Linked DNA regions of Homo sapiens: region 1 is linked to region 2. A link is a contact called in ENCODE Hi-C data. All regions are on one chromosome and are shown on one strand. Each heading gives the region's core, a stretch centred on a gene start or an enhancer-like site at or near the end of the contact. The rest is flanking DNA. Distances are from core to core; before and after follow the strand shown.

Region 1 (2,966 bases), core at 433-2,932, 6.2 Mb after region 2:
TTAGTTATGCTGTCAATTTAGCTGGGCTCTGAAAAAAACTGGAGTTTCAACTTTCACATATATGGTATGTATACAATAACGTCTACCCGCCACTTCAATATATCCTTAAGAACTGAACGTTTTACTGTAGAAAAGGAGTAGTTTTTAAAGCCTTTTACTGTAAAAGAAATCAGTACTTTACTAAAGACGTCCTCAGAAAGAAAACGATTCTAATAATTAATTTGAAATGGCTTTTTAAACCCAAATCATCATTTGAGAATACGGTAGCTACCAGTTTTCTCATACGTGAAACATACTTAGGTAACTTTCAAAATGTTTCAGGTGTCAGTTACTAGTATAACCCTGGGGAGTAAACGGTAGCTATATTACAACTGTTGCAAAGTAGAGTTTCTTTTTTAAGCCAAGAGTTCTCTAACACCCAAGGTTTAGTGCCCTAAAATGTCACCCCAGTCCTTTTAATTTTATATCCATGCCTTCCAAGCCCTACCTAACATCTGGTTCCCAGTTTTCCCCGTTGAGTATTTTCTCCAGGCCTGATTCCTCAACAGTTTTCCCTAAAACCTGTAGCTCATGCTGGCACTATTTTTGCCGAAGTAGATTAAGAATACAAGTAATAGATCATACTCTGGGGGAGGCAGTAAGTTAACAATTTCGTCTCCGTCTGCGTTAACCAGACGCAGATACTAGCCAGGGTGGCCACTATTCTCCTAACAAATTCTACAACGGCCAAGCAATTTTTCGGTAAGTTGGAAAACGGAAACCACAGCGTGGAAACTCTGCACGGAGTCTTAAAGATAAGAAGTTAAGACTTTAATTTACTCTTGCAGAGGGAACGGTGAAGGCTTTCAGCACGGCAAGACGATACTTTCGAAACTGTCACTAGACTACTCAAACTGGAGTCTCCCGCCCAAAAAAGCGTGGCACACGGCTAAAAAGGGCCTCCCTCCAAGGCTCCAGTCCTCGGGGAAGACGGCGCTGTGACCGTCTGATCCATGAGACCGGGCAAGAGGTGAAAGGGAGCAGGAAATCCTGTTTATTTCCAGTAGTCCTCAGAGCGGGAAAGGTTGGTGTCTACCCAGAAACGAATAGGGCCCCAGTTCCGGGCCTAGGAAGGGAAAACCCAGGTCTCCCGGGCGCCCTGGAGCTGTGCCCCCCTGCCCGGAGCACCAGCCCCACTCGGGCTTTCCTTCTCCCCGTCCCACTCAGGGCCTCAGCACAGCTCCCATTATGCCTCCACCACCCCCACCCGCGCAGGCGCAGTGGGAACCGGGGCCTACCCGCGCCCCCGAGGCGCCGCCACTATGGCGGAGCCTGGCCAGGCCGGTAGCCGCTCCGCGCGGACCAGGCGTCCCTCTCCCGTCCCCGCGGCCTCCCCACCACCTATGGGGTCTGTCCCCGCCCGGCCGGACCCTCTTTCGCCCTCCTCACCCGTTCTTCAGATCCACCTCCAGGATCTTCCCGTAGCCCTTAAAGAAGCGCTCCACATCGCGCTCCCGGGCCTGGTAGCTCAGGCGGCCGATGTACACCCGCGGCATCCCGGCAACGGCAGTGATGGCTGGCCCCGGCCCCAGCCCCCCTTAGGCGGCGGCGGGCAAAGCGAGAGCACGGCGGCAGCGGCGGCGGCGGCAACGGGCGGGCGGCGGGACGGACGCAGCCGAACCCCGGCGACGTACGCGAGCACGCAGCTCGCGAGCGCGCGCTTCCACTTCCCCCGCCCTTCCCCGAGGCGGAAGGTAACCGGAGAGAGCGCGCGTTCGCTTCCCGCTCGGCCAGGACTGGGGGAGGAGCTTGCCCGGGGGCGCGCCGACGTGCGGCGGGGCAAGGTGATCGACAGGCGGCGCTGCGGCACGTCCTCGCGCGAGCTCGCCAAAGGGGTTCCTGCACCGCCTTCCGCAGCCAGCTGGCTTCGCCCCTCCCCCGGAAGTGTCCGCACCTCCTAGAGCCCAGCGAGCGAGCGTTTGTGCTTTTGTCCTTTGAACCGGGTGTGGTTTGGATTTCGGAGCTGGAGCTTTGGAATCAAACCTAGCTTCCAAACGATTGTGTACCCGTGACCTTGGGCTTGTTACGCGCGATGTCTCGGACCCTCCTTTATCTTTTCTGTAAAAGGGGGAGAGTAGTTCCTACCTTCCAGAGTTGTCTTGAGAATTATATGAGAATACGTACATAAAGCACTTAGTAGTTTTGTCATATCAAGTGCCCAATAAATGAGACCAGTATTATTTTTAAGAGGACACTGCTTAAATAGAAGCAGTGTGAGAAGCGGAGAAGGCTGGAGCTTTGGAGCTAGACTAGGCATGACGCCGAGTAAATTACTTGACCACAATCCAACCTATTTTTTTTTTTTTGAGACGAGTTTCGCTCGGTCGCCCAGGCTGGAGTGCAGTGGCGCGACCTCAGCTCACTGCAACCTCCGCCTCCCGGGTTCAAGCGATTCTCCTGCCTCAGCCTCCAGAGTAGCTGGGACTACAGGCGCCCGCCCCCACGCCCGGCTAATTTTTGTATTTTTAGGAGAGAGGAAGTTTCACCATATTGGCCAGGCAGGTCTCAAACTCCAGACCTCAGGTGATCCGCCCGCCTTGGCCTCCCAAAGTGCTGGGATTACAGGCGTGAGCCACTGCGCCTGGCCTATCCAGTCTATTTTCTAACCTGTAAAATTAGAATAATGTATACCCATCTCAAGGATTACACAGGTCACTAAATGGGGTAGTGTATGTGAAAGTACTTGGAACAGTGTCTGAAACATGGTAAGAGCTCAATAAATATTGGTTCCCTTCTCACTAACGCCATGTACCTAGAACCATAAAGGGTTTTGTTTCTTTGCTTGTTTTTGTTTTTTGAATATTTTGAAAGGATAACTCAAGGTTCAAATGATACACAGTGAAAAGTCTTCGCTGTCCACCAGCCACTTAGTTTCTCTTCCCAGAGGCAGTTTCTGAAATGTCCTTTAGGAGGTTAATTTACCCTTA
Region 2 (2,956 bases), core at 86-2,585:
TTCTTTTCTCTTTTTTTTTAGAAACGCAGTTTCACTATGTTGCTCAGGCTGGACTTGAATGAACTCCTAGGCTCAAGTGATTCTCCCACCTCAGTCTCTCGAGCAGCTGGTACTACAAGTGCGTGCCACGCCACTCGGATACATTTTCTTTCTTGCATAGCTTTTACTTTTTTTCCTTTCTACATTTGATTGCCTTTTTGTCTGTTTGCTTAGTTTTTTACAAAAAACAACTTTACTGAAGTACTACAGTTACATAAAACATACCTGTTTTACATGGATAGTTCATAGAGTTTTGACAAATATATACACCTATGTAACCATCACCCTAATCAAGATATAAAACATTTCCATCACCCCCAGCAAGTTCTTTCTTGTTCTTTTGCAGTCAACCCCCGACCCCCATCTCAGGCAAGGGCTGATTGGAGCCTATTACTGGAGATTAGTTTTACCAGTTCTTGAACTTCATGTAAATGGAATAATTTTTTGACAATTTCACTTCGAAGAGACAGACTATTAAAAAGACAATTGTTTGTGTAATAAGTACACGCATGCTAAAAGTACACGACCTGTTCCAGTTTTGGGTTAGCAAGGGATTCCTCGAAAAATTAAAAGAATAAACCGCTACTATCATTATTAGAAAGAATTAACCTGGAGTAGAAAGAGGTGTTATGTGGATGGGGATGGGGGACATGAAGGATGGGGGACATGGGGGATGGGGGACATGGGGGATGGGAGAAGCGCAAGACATGGAGTGCGAATGAGGTTGGGGTCCAGCCAGAAGGAAAAGCATGAACAAAGGCTTGGAGACAAGAGCAATTCCGTCTGGACTCAAACCTGGATTTCGTAACTTGTCTCCATTTTACTACCATCGAAACTGCTGTGCTCTCCAAGTTTTTTGCCCAGTCCAAGCAGGGCAATTATGAATAAGTAAGACGCTCTACCAACATATTTCAGTGTTTTCCCCCATTAGACTGTAAGTTCTTTGAAAGCTAGAACTTCATAATGTAACCCTTGTTACGTAGTAGGCAAGCATTAATAAATACTGGTTGAATTAACGAATAATTGGGTGAGTGAATGAACGAACGCACGCATGCAAACCCGAAAGTCCCTGGAGGAAATGGTCACCTTCGGAGGTTTAGTCTGGCCCAGAAGCCCTAAGACCACGGACTGTGCCAGGTCCCACTCCAAACGCCGGGGAGACGCTCTAGGCAAGCTACACGTTCTTTGCTGCGGTGCCACTCTAGCCGCGAGAACGCCGCTCTATGGCTGCGGGGGAGGGGCGGGGCTCGTGGGTGTCTCCGACCCTTTTTGTCCCGGCGCGGCGGGAGCGCGCTTGGCGCGTGCGTACGCGACGGCGGTTGGCGGCGCGCGGGCAGCGTGAAGCGAGGCGAGGCAAGGCTTTTCGGACCCACGGAGCGACAGAGCGAGCGGCCCCTACGGCCGTCGGCGGCCCGGCGGCCCGAGATGTTATCTGGGAAGAAGGCGGCAGCCGCGGCGGCGGCGGCTGCAGCGGCAGCAACCGGGACGGAGGCTGGCCCTGGGACAGCAGGCGGCTCCGAGAACGGGTCTGAGGTGGCCGCGCAGCCCGCGGGCCTGTCGGGCCCAGCCGAGGTCGGGCCGGGGGCGGTGGGGGAGCGCACACCCCGCAAGAAAGAGCCTCCGCGGGCCTCGCCCCCCGGGGGCCTGGCGGAACCGCCGGGGTCCGCAGGGCCTCAGGCCGGCCCTACTGTCGTGCCTGGGTCTGCGACCCCCATGGAAACTGGAATAGCAGAGACTCCGGAGGGGCGTCGGACCAGCCGGCGCAAGCGGGCGAAGGTAAGGCTCGACCCTTCCCTCAAACGACACCGCCTGGTGCCGAGCTTCCCCGAGGCTTCTCCGCCCTCCCCCGCCGCCGCCGGGTCTTGGGCCCTGCGACCACTCAGACCTCCCCTTGTATCGCTGCGCACGCCACGTCCCCTCTAGCTGGACGGGTGGGGTGAGAAAGGAAAAGTCTTTGCCGGTGTTGACTGCGGTCTTTGTGCTGGGTCCCGAGCGACGTGGGAAGGGGCATCGATGATTGCTGGGAGGGGTATTTTATTCCTTAGGTCTTTCTTGCACACCTTTTCATTTTCTTGACTGGAAAATGGCTCCCTGACGTGGGGTTACGGTTGGCGTTCTTGGAGACCTCACTTGTTTGTTCACAGATAGGTCTGGAAGCTGTTGGGCGATATTGATGGCGTTTCAGCTGGGTGCACGAGGGGGCTGTAGGTTGATGCTGAAGAAATCGCCTTAGCCGGGGAGATGAAAAGAAAGGGTCGTTTTTGCTTTTGTTTTTGTTTGAGCAAAACCCTGCTGTGTGGTAGGAGTTCTAGTCTTTTTTTTTTTCTTTTTTAAAATCCTCTCAGCGATCTTTTGGCGCAGAATTTTGCAGATGAGGAAGCTGCTGATTGAGAGAGCAAATAATAGTCAAAATGCAAATATATGGGAAGAAAAGATTTGACTCCAAACAGTATATACAGACAGTGACTGCCTCAAATGTCTGTGTCCTAGATGCTATATTCAGCGTGTCACCAACATTACTTTTTTTTGTTGTTGTTAAATATCAACGGGCAGGTATTGCTAGCCCTATTTTAGGAATGAGTAAACTGAGGCACACAATTTAAGCAACTTGCCTAAAGTCACAAAGCTAAATAAGTGATGGAAGTGGAATGTAATTCCCACATTCATGTTGTTACAGGGTATCATCAGCCCTTGAAACAAAGGACCACATGGGACACTGTGTGCAGGGCACTGGGGCAGTATTAGGGCGCAGACTTTAGACTTGGGCCTTTTCTGGAGATTTAATGGTCGGTCTAGTTGGAAAAAACAACCTGGATATATATGTGCGTGTAGTCAACATTTAAATAAAAATTTGCAGATTATATAATTTATGCCTGAAAAAATTGTCTACATAATTTTTAAGTGGGAATACCAAGTC

What was found. A loop is a pair of places that touch in the nucleus more often than their neighbours do. Pooled maps may share reads with other maps.
Region 1: a map of CD8-positive, alpha-beta T cell shows a loop between it and region 2 (24-fold over the local background). The contact joins the promoter of SRSF4 here to the promoter of KDM1A in region 2. A Hi-C loop is called at or near these places in 2 of 168 maps with a recorded cell type or tissue (B cell and CD8-positive, alpha-beta T cell) and 8 of 50 pooled maps.

What each region holds. Positions count from the first base shown.
Region 1 is chr1:29,180,218-29,183,183 of GRCh38, forward strand. It overlaps SRSF4 (serine and arginine rich splicing factor 4), which reads right to left and starts at 1,683. Exons shown (of 6, transcript NM_005626.5): 1 at 1,429-1,683. The coding sequence starts at 1,535. It also overlaps a transcript of MECR not described here. RefSeq lists silencers at 1,282-1,471, 1,522-1,731 and enhancers at 1,736-2,373, 1,802-2,031, 2,374-2,966.
Region 2 is chr1:23,018,133-23,021,088 of GRCh38, forward strand. KDM1A (lysine demethylase 1A) reads left to right here and starts at 1,336. Exons shown (of 21, transcript NM_001009999.3): 1 at 1,336-1,815. The coding sequence starts at 1,465. RefSeq lists enhancers at 1,140-1,827, 1,828-2,513 and a silencer at 1,583-1,652.